2 separate regions of the Homo sapiens genome follow, and region 2 is linked to region 1. The links are chromatin contacts, found by Hi-C or POLR2A ChIA-PET in ENCODE. All regions are on one chromosome and are shown on one strand. The core of a region is the stretch at or near the end of the contact, and the rest is flanking DNA. Distances in the headings are between cores, read along the strand shown. Region 1 has its middle 11 kb from the start of BFSP1. Region 2 has its middle 110 kb from the start of BANF2.

What was found. Hi-C counts contacts between places; a loop is a spot of excess contacts on that map. ChIA-PET counts read pairs that join two places held with the same protein, here RNA polymerase II (POLR2A). Pooled maps may share reads with other maps.
Region 2: a pooled map shows a loop between it and region 1 (2.1-fold over the local background). The contact joins two enhancer-like sites. A Hi-C loop is called at or near these places in 1 of 50 pooled maps. POLR2A ChIA-PET finds 5 or more read pairs at or near these places in 2 of 52 experiments (HEK293T and HepG2).

What each region holds. Positions count from the first base shown.
Region 1 is chr20:17,539,038-17,545,567 of GRCh38, reverse strand. It overlaps a transcript of BFSP1 not described here. Among named protein-coding and RNA genes, the nearest start is that of BFSP1, 11 kb to the right of the region's middle. Within about 2 kb of position 3,443, at least 8 of the 41 ENCODE cell types and tissues checked have a DNase peak (open chromatin) inside an H3K27ac peak, as active enhancers do.
Region 2 is chr20:17,804,117-17,810,646 of GRCh38, reverse strand. No RefSeq gene overlaps it. Among named protein-coding and RNA genes, the nearest start is that of BANF2, 110 kb to the right of the region's middle. Within about 2 kb of position 3,831, at least 23 of the 41 ENCODE cell types and tissues checked have a DNase peak (open chromatin) inside an H3K27ac peak, as active enhancers do.

The DNA of each region.
Region 1 (6,530 bases), core at 2,194-4,693:
TTTTCACTCTGGCTGTCTTAGGCTCCTGCTTCTCTAACACCTTGGCCTTTCAAAGTGTTGGGATTACAGGCATAAGCCACCGTGCCCGGCCCCCTCCTTCATAATGTTTAACCATGCCTTTTACTTAAAGAATTCCAGGAACTGGCCTTAGGAAATCTAAATATCAAACCAAGGAAGGAATGCTGAACAATTAATTTACAGCCTTGTTGATGCTGGCCAGACCATCAGATGGCCCATTACTCAAGATAACCATCACAACCAGTTATGCCACCTGCATACCCTACCTCTCCTGTGCTTCGTCCAGCCCAGCCCGCAAACCCTACCCCCAGTGTCAATGCTCATGCTTTGCCTAATAAAAAAAAGCCCTACCTGCTCTTTTTGGAAAGTCAGTCAGGCAATTCTCTTTTTCTCTTGTGCTACCTCCCTTTTGCCTGGGCATAAGCTCCATTGAAGCCTCGCCTGGGAAAACTCTTTTGTCCTCATGTCAATTTCTATTGCATTGAGAGCCCAAGAATGAGAGGTTAGTAAAATATTGACTTTCCCCTTTTCACATGACAAGAACACAAATGATCAGATTATGTAACAGATACATTTCTCAGCTTGGGAATGCAGTTTGTAGGTGTTAATGATCATTTTAGTGTTTGAACCTTTGTCTGGATGCATGGGAAAGTCTTAAAATGTTATTTGTCCTAAAAACTTGATTGGTTTCAGTTACTGGGGAAGCCTATTATTACAGCTGCTAAAAGCTTGATGATTTTTGGAAAAAGAGGGATGTTTTACGTTTTCATGATGTCTTGGCTATTCCACAGCACTGTGAAAAATAACAGATACATCTGTAATTTTAGGTGATGGATATTCAGGAGGTGGTAAGAGGTTCAAAACAGAATTATGGTTTTAACTCCATATATTATTCCCAACTCTGTGTTGATTTAATGGGAACTCTCATACTGATTTTTTTAAGTTAGGTAATTTATTTCTTGTCTTAGTACTGCCATTAAAACCAGCATAGACACAGCTCTTTTGTTTTGTTACATTATTATCTCTAGAGAGCTGATCTATTAAAATAACTATGTAGAGGTACTTCAGCTAATTTGATTACCTGAAAACAATAATGTGGGGCTGTAGCAGTGGCTGTGCTGCACCCCCGTACCCCCTCAGCACTCACCTCTATGTGCTAAAGCCTGCTTACTCTAAACCATCTGCCACTTTCTGTCCCACAAGTGCTGCACAATTGGGAGTTGGGGCTGTGTAGGGAGCAGCCCTCAACCAATGATGGATAGGGGATTGGTGGATAAGTACCCAGCTTCGCGTCCCTTGCCTGGGATATCTCTGTGATGCATTCTACTCTGTCTCCTAGAACCCTTAGATATGTTGAGATCCAGTTGCCCCCATGGTGATGGTGGTCACCCTGCCATCATTGGCTACTTTCCCTTCCCCATCTCACTTCCCCACTCTTCTACTGGTGTCCTGGGATCATGTCCAAAATACATTACTTGTACTCAAATCCTTGCCACGGAGTTGGCTTCTGGGGGACTTCAAGCTAAGACGGATGCTTAAAATAAACATAGACCATGTGCAAAAAATAAAGGCAGATATTTGTTAAGCACTTACCATATGCCAGACAACATTTAAGTCTCACAACAACTCTTTTGGGAACTTCTATCACGTCCAGTTTATACATGAAGCATGTGAGGCTTAGAGAGGTTCAGTGTCTTGTGTAAGTCATGTAGCTAATGGGTCATGAAGGATTTAAATCCAGACTATTTAACTTAAGCGGACATAGTTTTCATGACCACATGTCCTACAACAGCATATCAAGTTGCTTCGCATATCTTCACTGGTACATATTTCATAAGCTTTTGAGGGCATTTTGCTGGTGGATTTTTCTGATAGATGAGCTGATAGATTTTTTGTAACCTATCAACAGTAATAATGTTGCATAACTTGGATGAGTCTGCATTCACCCAATGGAAATCTGAGTCACATGCCAGAAGGTTTTTTTTTTCTAGCCACATGAAGAAGTTCAATAATGTTTTATTTTCTCCTAGCTCTTCTAAAATGTTTTTGCAGCTAACACTGTTGCTGCTGTTTTTCTTAAAACTGGCTTCCCAGCTTAAAATTCATTGTGTGATAAATAAAGGTCACCATTTATGCTCTAATAACAAGTTGGATTGATCCAGGGTTTTAGTCGGTCATGACGCTGTGTGAGGCATATTCATTCCTAATGTGAAAGACAACATTTCATGGGCTCTGGATGACCCTTCTTTGAACTGAAATGCTCTTCTGGCTGCTGACTTTATCAAGTTTTTTCTTTGTTACACGGCAAAAGACACTCTCTGCTTACCGCCACTGTTGGTCTTCAGAAAGAATGAAACAAATGATTTGTGGTTCCTAGAAAATGTTATAAAATTGTTTCCCAAGTTAGGTCACTGCAGTTACAAAATTTTTGTTTCAGTAGAGGAGTTGGCCAAAAACAACAGAGCCAGTGGTCAGCCATTATTCCAGGGGAAAGAAAATATTGAGATTAGCTAGGAGTAACTGCCTCCTTTTCCACTGAAACAGAGACAGATTCCTCTAGCGGTGCTGAAACTATTTTGAGATAAATCTCTTTCTCTCTTTATTTACTGGCTGACTTCCCTAGTTTTTGAAATTGACTTATAAAATTTTGGAAGGCATTTTAACTTTATAAGGCAATTTATTATAAATTATTTTTCAGAAACATCTTGAGCCAACTAGAAATGAAAACAAACCATGTTCTCAGGCTATATACTCTAATTCTAGTCTAATTTTTTAAAACTTAGCATTTAAATTTAGGGTTCCATGTTAAACAATACACTTAGGAAGACTCTCTTTGAGCTTAATGAGACTGAGGAAAGAATGCCAAAATTTCCATCACCAGAGATATGGTATTATTCATAGGTAATGTGAGGTTAGTAAATGTTTAACAACTGACTTTTTTTTTTCTTTTTAAGATGGGGTCTCACTTTGTCACCAGAGCAGGCATGCAATGGTGCGATCATAGCTTACTGCAGCCCTGACCTCTTGGGCTCTAGTGATCCTCCCACCTCAGCCTCCTGAGTAGCAGAGACTACAGGTGCATGGCACCACACCTGGTGAATTTTTTTTTTTTTTTTTTTTTTGGTAGAGATGAGGTCTCTGTATGTTGCCTAGGCTGGTCTTGAATTCCTGGGCTCAAGCAGTCCTCCTATCTCGGCCTCCTAAAGTGCAGGGATTACAGGCATGAGCCACAATGCTTGGCCAACAGCTGACTTTCTAGGAGAGAAATGTCTTCCTTTGTAGTGTTTATCATTCTTGTGGTGTAGATACTCTCACCGTTTCCAATTTCAAGCTACCGATGAGGTGTCAACCAGCTTGCAAAATTCCTGAAAATTTAGCAATTGGCTCTCATGATCTACTAAGAGGCAACTCCAGAACACTCCTGCAGGTGACTCAGCCAGCAAGTGCCCCAAATGCAGGCAGGGGAACATTGATGTGTTGACTCTGCAATGCCCTGAAATTGATTTTGGAGGTTACGAGGACATCAGTTAGCAAACCCTCGCAAAGTGGCACTTTTGGTTACACTGTGTGTGTCACCCCAAAACTCAGGTTACCTTGAGAAAATAATGTACTCTGAGAGAATTTGGTCCAAAATATCCTATTTAATTGTTGTTCTTGCCAAGTCATGCAATTAGGGTCACCGAGGACAGTCCAAGTGCATTTTACAGACAAGGACCACTCACAGCTCTGTGGCTCTGGTTTAGACTGCTATGTTCAGCAAAGGCTGACCACAGAACAAAATAAGCAACCCATATCCAACTTGGATGCTACGCTTTGTAATGGATTTTGTTTTCGGTTGACATCTGAAAAGCCACAGCCATTGAGGATGCCTGGGAAGTGTCTTCATTAGCTATCACTTAAGGACCTCTCTTATTTTGTTCATCTTCTTAAAATAGAAAGCTCTTTTCCAAGGAATTAACTTTTTCTTTTCATGTGTCTTATAACTATAGTCTTTCTGCTGACTGGTGCACTGTTCTCTTTCTTAATAAATGTATTTTTGTTCTGTCCCTATATATTTCCTCTAATGATGACAGACAATGTAAACCTAGCCATCATAGCAGACAGCAAAGTAAATTTCAATTTTGGACTGCTACTAAATTTGACCATGCCCCTTGAAACAGCCCAATCAGCGAATGTGGAATGAGAGGGCCTGGAACTGCTGGTAAGATCCCTTGTAATGATCCATCTTTGGCCAAGCACTATTCAGCTTTCCCATTTAAGAGTTTCATGACAAACCTCCCAACATGCAAAAACTTTATCTTTTATTTCAAGTTTCTATCTAATATTCACTAATTATTATTTTTTTTTTAGAGACAGGGTCTCACTATGTTGCCCAGAATGGGGTGCAGTGGCTATTCACAGGAATGATCATTGCTCACTGCAGCCTTGAACTCCCGGTCTCCAGTGATCCTCCCGCCTCAGCCTCTCAAGTAGCTGGGATTACAGGTGCATGCTACAGCTCCTGGCTCTAATATTCACTCACTCTTTAATTCATTTTATTGGGCATCCACTTTGTGTCAGAAGCTTTAACTAGTTGCTGAATGAGATTTTGTAGCTCCCAGCGTTCCTAGTATCTAACGAGCCAAATGAATCAACAAAGCATGGTGAAGTGCCCATGGTGTAGTAGCAACAGTGGGAAACTATTACTACCTGTAGGCTTTAAAGGAGCAGGAGGAAAGGATCTTGGAGGAGAGATTATGCCAGAGCAGAAGGGAAGCAGGAAGGGAGTCTTTTTGATCTCCTGACAGTGACTCCCATTTGCCAAACCCTACAGGAAGCTAGAGGACATGAGAGGCACCCGGAGGTGATGCAGTCTGGGAGGGCCAGGCTTTCAGCGTTTTAGAGAGGCATGGAGAAGGATGGAGGGTGGGCACCTGGGGAGATCCTCAGGTGGACAATGGCCACTGAGGGATGCCCAGCATTGCTATCAGCCCTGCCCTCAAAGAGCTGCAGTCTAGTGAAGATACTCATACAGCAGGTCTGCCAGGTAAACAGCGGGGGACCTTAACTGGAATGGTGTCTTGGGGTATGGGGGCGTGGGTGTGTAGAACTGAAGACCACTTTAGACATCTTCCTGCATACATTAATATACATGAGGGGTTGGGTGGGAGGTGTAAAGGAGTAGGGAAGATATTGGTGTCAAAGCTGAGGGTGACAGGCAAATGGAGAAAAGGATGATGTATGCTGGGTGAGAAGTAAAGCCTGATGACATAAATTTCAAATAAATGAAGGCATAGAAGTCAGTAGGAGTTGATCATGAGCAGGCAGGTGGTAGAGGGTGGAATAGCAGGAAATATTCACATCACTTGTAGCTCCTTACCAAATGAACTAACAAGTCAGATGGTTGGAATAGGTCATTCTTTGAATTTTGGCCAGACCCTGCTAAACAATGGCGAACTTCTGTAAACTGACTATTTTTAGAATTTCATTAGAAAACTTCATGTGGAGTTTAGGTCTGAGGGGCCGTTGAGGGGCTTAAAATGTATAGTATACTCCTAAACTGTACCTTACTATACTCCTAAACTGTATGCACAATATGAAAATAGTTCATAAAATAGCTTGCACTATTGTTGTCCCCCCCAATTTCAGGTCAACGCTGGGAAGCTAGTGAACTTTGGAAGATAGAACATGTTCTCTTGTGTTCAATCAGTCCCTACTGATATTAATAGAAAAGTAGACCTGGACCTACAAAACAATGGACAGCCCAAATGTATGTTTCTTTTTTTAATTTTTGTCTTTTTTTTTGAGATAGAGTTTTGCTCTGTGGCCCATGCTGGAGTGCAGCGACACAATCATGGCTCACTGCAGCCTTGACCTGCCAGGCTCAGTCTATCCTCCCACCTCAGCCTCCCGAGTAGCTAGGACTACAGAGGTACACACCACCATGCTCAGCTAATTTTTTGTATTATTATTATTATTTTTTATATATAGCGACAGGGTTTTGCCATGTTGCCCAGGCTGGTTTCAAATTCCTGTGCTCAATCAATCCACCTGCCTCAGCCTCCCAAAGTGCTGGGCGAGAGCCAGATGCCCAGCCCCCAAATGTATGTTCAATCTATGAATATATGAATGTATATTTCTATCAGAAATATATTCATGGGCTGGGCATGGTGGCTCACACGTGTAATCCCAATACCTGGGGAGGCTGAGTCAGGAGGATCACTTGAGGCCAGGAATTCGAGACCACCTGAGCAGCACAGCAAGACTCCTGTGTGTATGAAACAGTTTAAAAATTAGCTGGGCATGGTAGTGTGCACCTGTAGTCCCAGCTAGTTTGGCAGCTGAGGTGGGTGAGTCGCTTGAGCCCAGGAGGTTGAGGCTGCAGTGAGCTGAGATTGTACCACTGCACTTCAGCCTGGGCTGAGCAAGACCCCATTGCAAAAAAAAAAAAAAAAAAAAAAAAAAGAAGAAGAAATATATTCATGGATGCATGTGCCCAATTCCTTGGGATCTATCTCCTAACTGATACAAAG
Region 2 (6,530 bases), core at 2,582-5,081, 260 kb before region 1:
ATTTCAAAAGACAGGCCATCTCCTCCCATTTCAATACACATTTCTCACTTGATTCTAGAACTTTCTTGTGCACTTCAGTCTTAGCTTCTCCCAGAACCCAACCTAAGGTTAATTGGAGCTTTAGTGGTCAGTGGGGTTTTCCCAGAAGCAGCCCTACAACAAGAATGTTGAAGATAAACATTTGATTTGGGAGGTGATCCCGGGAAGTAATGGTATAAAGACCAGGACTGATCATGTGACCACCGTGGGCGACTAAGGCTCCAGTGCTGCAGACTCTGGGGCAATGCCTGAGTTATTCCTCTAAGGGGTGAGGGGGTAGCCACATGTGTTATCATCCACTGTTGCACACAATTTGGATACCCCTGGACGGCCACATCTGCATGTGGGTGAGGTGAGCTCAGGAGAAGAGACACAGGTGCTGGCAGCCAAAGTGAGTTCATGCTCCCTGATGTGGCATGGCCTGAGGGCATGGGTAGGCACTGCCAGCAGCTTCTACACCTTCTGGGGGAGGAACACAGCCTATCTAAGGCTGGAATAGATTGTTCAAACTGTTCCATGTGGCAGGAGCCAGGGCTGCAATAGAAAAGAAGATTCCAAAAGGCTCTCTAGAGAAGGCTGGGCAAACAGAGCTGGATGCGAAGTGAGAGAAGGTTTATTATAACTCAGCACAAGCCCATCCCATCCACATTCCAGGCAAATCCACCCCATAGAGACAGGTTGTCCTGCCATGCGGCCGAGCCACAGCAGGCCTCTGGGCGCCAAGAGCCTGGGCTGGAGCATAGAGGATGTGGAGCCCCACTCTGTAGGTTCTGGGACTCCTGAGTTTGTTTCGGCCCCCACAGAGCTGTCCTGGCTATGGTTCCCAGAGAGCCTCACTGCATAAGGCTGCCCTTTTTCTTTTCTTCCTGTGAATAGCACCAAGCCATTTTGAAACAAGAATTCCTTAAAATAGTTTTTGTTTAAAGAAACAAGAAGCACCATCTCTTTATCGACTGTATGTTAACAGCAGTCAGCCAGTGAGCAGAAGCTTCTTTCAGCTTCAGGGCCTGAGGCTTGCAGGGGGACCCCCAGACCTCACCCACCCAGGGAGCTGCTTTCTCATAGGCACATCCCACAAATACTCCAGACACTAGATGACATTTTTATAGGTTTCTGTTTCCCTATATAGTGAAGTTGTTATTGCAGAAATGAGAGGACACTTTTGCAAATGACCAGAAGTCTGCACTTTCTAGGGGTGTCTTCTGGAGCTGCACTGAGCCACCGAGCAGCGCTGTCTGATAGAACCTTCTGCACTGATGGCAATGTTCTTGCACCACGAGTGGTCGCTGAGCACGCAACATGTGGGTACTGTGACCGATAAATTAAATGTTTAATTTCATTTAAATCAAATTAATTTAAATCTTTACACATAGCCACATATGGCTACTGACCTGGGCAGTGCAGCTTATGAGCAAAGGACACCCTGAACTTGGGCTGCCTCCGGTTGGGGCTGAGTTTGGGACGTAAGTATATGCACAGTTACATGGGTGCCCCTGGTGTGTGTCACACACGGCTGGAGTCCAGAAAGAAAGCAGCAATGGTTTCTTCTCCAGCTGAAGTCTTTTCTAGGATTGAGTCCAAGTTGCAGAGGTTTATGCCCTGCCCTTGGCCTGGGGTGATGACCTTGACCCTGGTCATCAGAGCAGCCAGGAAGAGCTCAGATTTAATGTCTGCTAGTGTCAAGAGCTTTCATGCAAGCAGTCTTCTTCGCCTCTGGGACACTCGGCTTGGGGGTTGTGTGTTTACCCACCCCCCACCCCCCAACCTTATCTTGGGGAGGAAATTGAGGCTCAGAAAATGTCAGTGCTCTGCCTGAGCTTCTCAGTGAAAAAGTGGTCAAGTCAGGATTCGAACCCAGGTCCACTGAGGCCCATGATACCCAGCACTCAGAGTTGTGCTTTTTCCTTGGCAGTAAGTGCTGCTGCCGTGAACTTTCTCCCACACTTTTTCTTGCAGTTCCTGAGCAACCGGACATACACTGGGCTCTGGTTGCTGGGACACCAGAGTTGAGAGGTCAGCATAGGAGGCTCCACTCACTTCGGTCCTGTGACAATGGACTCATGACCATTCATGACATCTCCAGCCTTGATGCCCCACCCCCACTACTGCCCATGAGTCTTATGTTAAAAATAACAATGAACGACAAGAACTGGGGCTCTGCAGTCAGAAGGACAACATATGTTTTCCATTTTCTTCTTTCTCTTCCCTGCTTCTCTAAAAGTGGATTAAATATGAAAAAGCACTTCCCGAACGCTTGGGAGACACTGGGAAGGATTGTCCAATGGAGAAATTATTCTCCAGAGAATTTCTTAAAAGCCACTTGTTTTTAAGAAAACACATAAAACTCTTAATTATAAAATTCACACATATTCGTTAAAGAAAACTTGGAAAACACAGATGAATATAAAGAAAGAAAAATGCATTGACATTCTACTCAAAGAATCTTCACTAAACGTTTGCTATAGTCCTTTTCAATTTTTTTTTCCTATGCACAAAAAATGTATATTTTTGTTTGCCTGCTGTAGTTATAACTATATATTTTAGGGTGATTGTATGATTGTGGTGGGAAGATTCAAACCCTCCCTGGGGTCAAAGGAATGATTTGAGATCCCTACTTTTCAAACCTTCTGGGTATAAAGGACCTGTTTTTTTTTAAATTTCCAACCCATCACTGACCACATATGAAGCAGCACGCTATGTGTCACTGACCTTGTGGGTTCACTGTCGCCCCACCTGGGTCATGTTGAGTCCAGCAGACACTTGATTGGGTGCCAGAGCAATGTCAGATTGCTCTAAAAGTTTCTAAGCAATCACTCTGCTTCCACACTGATTTCTTTATGGCAGAACTGGCCTGACCATGATCACCAAACTACAGCCCTTGGGCCAAATCCTGCCTACCACTAGGTGTGAGCTAAGGATGGTTTTTATATTTTAAATGGTTGGGGGAAAAAATCAGAACAATGTTTCATGACATGAAAATTCCAAGAAATTCAAATTTAAAAAATTCAAATTTCAAAAATCAATGAAATTCAATTTTGAAAAGTCTCTTCGAGATAGAGCCATGCTCATTCCTTTGCACATATGTGGCTGCTTTCTCAGTACAACGACAGAATCAAGTCGCCGAGACAGGGACCGACCATCCTGGCCTAAAATGCCTGAAATATTTACCATCTGGCTCTTTACAGAAAAGTTTTGCTGACCCTGATCCAGTTCAATGGTTCCCACATTTGCTGCTTTTTATAATCATTGGAAACTTAAAAAAACAGTACAGCTCGCCAGTCCCCTCCCCGCCCCAGGTGACTGTGACGTCAGCAGTTCTGGGACGCAGCAGCCAGGTGTGCCCTCAAGCGGCTTTCCCAGGACGGGGCCCGCGGCTCTGTTCAGAGTCTCCTTTGGGACAAAACCCCTTGTGTCCCGAGCTGCTCCAAATGTGGTCCCCGCCACAACATTCCCCGTGGGTCCAGCCCTTTCCGGGCACCCTGTAGCTGGGGTTCACTTCCTCCTCAGCCCTCTGCACCATGACCTCGGCCTCCTTCTTCCTCGCAGCCTGCAGCAGGCCCCCTGGGCTTTCCCGATGTCACCCCAGCCAGGGCCTCCTCGGGCTCTCCCCAGCAGAGGGTTTCTAGAATTCTTGGCCTGCCCCCCCGGGGCGGCTGGGAGGAGCAGCCTGGCCCCACGTCCTGAGGGCCCGGCCACAGGGCTCGCCTCGTCTGGGCCCCACGCAGCTCCCACCCTCTGGTTTATGCTTCTGGCACCAGCACTGGAGTCCTGAGCCAAATGCACACATGGCCTGAGCAGTTCTGTGGGGGAGTGGAGAGGAGTGAGCTGGAAGGGAGAGAGCTGATAAAGCCGCGTCTCTGCCTGTGCGGATTCCTTGTCTTTCCTGAATTCCTTCCTCACTCCTCCATTTTTATATTTCTCATTCCTTTCCTCCTCGCTCCGTTCCCTCTTCCTTCTTTCTCCTCCTTACCCTGCTACTTCTCTCTCTGGCATTGTTACCCCTCCTGCCTTGAGTTTTTGAGTCAGATCTGCTACTTCTAGGACAACCCCCTCTTCCTGAATGGGATGTGGGACACAGCGGCTCAGGCTTCGGGGCTGGAAATGTGCTCACTTTATTCAGGGAAAATGTGTTCCGGTCCTGTCCTCAGAGAGCTCACAGTTTATGAGAGAGCCAGACAAGCCGCAGGCAATTTTATGTGTACATATGTGCTATTTGTTTGTTTGTTTGAGACAGGGTCTTGCTCTGTCGCTCAGGCTGGAGTGCAGTGGCAATCTTAGCTCACTGCGGCCTCAACTTCCTGGGCTCAAGCAGTCCTCCTGCTTCAGCCTCTCAAGTAGCTGGGACAACAGGCACCCCTCACCACACCCAGCTAATTTAAAATTTTTTTGTTGTTGAGATGGGGTCTCGCTATGTTGCCCAGGCAGGTTTAGAACTCCTGGCCTCGAGTAGTCTCCCTGCTTCGGCCTCCCATGGTGCTAGGATTACAGGTGTGAGCCACTGCACCTGGCCATGTGTTGTTTTTAAAATTTTTCTTTAATTGAAAAACAATAATTGTATATATTTATGAGTTATGATGTGATGTTTTGATATGTGTATACATTGTGGAATGATTATATCAAGCTAATTAACATATCTATCACCTCACATATTTACCATTTTTTTTGTAGTGAAAACATTTAAAATCTATTATTTTAGCAATTTTGAAATACACAATGCTTTATTATTAACTGTGGTCATCATGCTGTGCAATAGCTCTTAAAAACTTATTCCTGGCCGGGCACGGTGGCTCACGCCTGTAATCCCAGCACTTTGGGAGGCCGCGGCGGGTGGATCACAAGGTCAGGAGATCGAGACCATCCTGGCTAACACGGTGAAACCCCGTCTCTACTAAAAATACAAAAAATTAGCCAGGCATGGTGGCGGGCGCTTGTAGTCCCAGCTACTCAGGAGCCTGAGGCCGGAGAATGCGTGAGCCCCGGAGGCGGAGCTTGCCGTAAGCCGAGATCGCACCACTGCCCTCCAGCCTGGGCCACAGAGCAAGACTCTGCCTCAAAAAAAAAAAAAAAAAAAAAAAAAAAAACTTATTCCTTCAGTCTAACTAGAAATTCATATTATTTGGTCAACGCCCTCCCCGCTTGCCCCCAGCTCCTGGTAACCACCATTCCATGCTCTATTATTATAAATTCAACCTTTTTAGATCCTCAGATGAGTGAAATCTTGTGCTATATGTCTCCCTGTGCCTGGCTTATTTCACTAAGCACAGTGTCTTCCAGGTTCACCCGTGTTGTCACAAATGACAGGATTTTATTCTTTTTAAAGGGATAATAGTGCTCCATTGTGCATATAACCACCTTTTCTTTATCTCTTCCTCTGTCGATAGACACAGGTTGGTTCCATATATTGGGAATAGTGCTCAATGAGCATGGGAGCGCAGACATCTCAGACACACTGACTTCATTTCCTTTGGCTATATGCTCAGTGGTGGGACTGCTGGATATGGTAATTCTATCTTTCAGTTTTTTTTTTTTTTTTTGAGACAGAGTCTCTGTCTTTCGCCCAGGCTGGAGTTCAGTGGCACGAACTCAGCTCACTGCAAGCTCCACCTCCCAGGTTCACGCCGTTCTCCTGCCTCAGCCTCCCGAGTAGCTGGGACTACGGACACCCGCCACCAAGCCCGGCTAATTTTTTTTTTTTTGTATTTTTTAGTAGAGACGGGGTTTCACCATGTTAGCCAGGATGGTCTTGATCTGCTGACCTCATCATCCACCCGCCTCGGCATCCCAAAGTGCTGGGATTACAGGCGTGAGCCACCGCGCCCGGCCTATCTTTCAGTTTTTTAAGCAATCTTCATACTGTTTTCTGTAATGACTGTCCTAATTTAATTCCCACCAATAGAACCATAGGCTATTTAAATAGTGCCCTAAGGGGCAGCCTAGGGGTAAGAACAGGGCACTTGGTCAGGTAGCACCCAGCAAGAGCCCATCCTGGCTGTGTGTTATGTAAGGGGGAAAAGGTGATCAACTCAGTGCAGGGAATGCTGGAACTAAGTCATGTTCAGGGTAGACAGTGGCATCTGCCCATGGAAGCCGTGGACATGCCCCTTCTTAAGACCCATGGACACTCCCCTCACTGAAACCCACAACATGGTCTTAAGTAAGGGAGGCTCAGGAGCAGATTTATACTTTAGAAAACTCATCCTGGCTACAGTGGGGAAAGTAGAACTGGGGGGTACCAATCTAAAGTCAGGAAGGCCATTCTAATCCAGAGAGATGAGGCAGGCCTAAACTCGGGCTGGAGAGGAGGGAGCGGCTTTGAGGGATATTTAGGATTTGGGGGTTGGAAGTGAGGCATGAGGGAAAGTCATGATGAGGAAAGGATGACATCCAGTTTCTAGTGTGGTTCTCTCAGTGGATGGTGTTCTGTCAGTTACTTCTGTAATAATGCTGCATAACCAATAAGCCCACAGTCTCAGTGGTTTACATCAACAAAG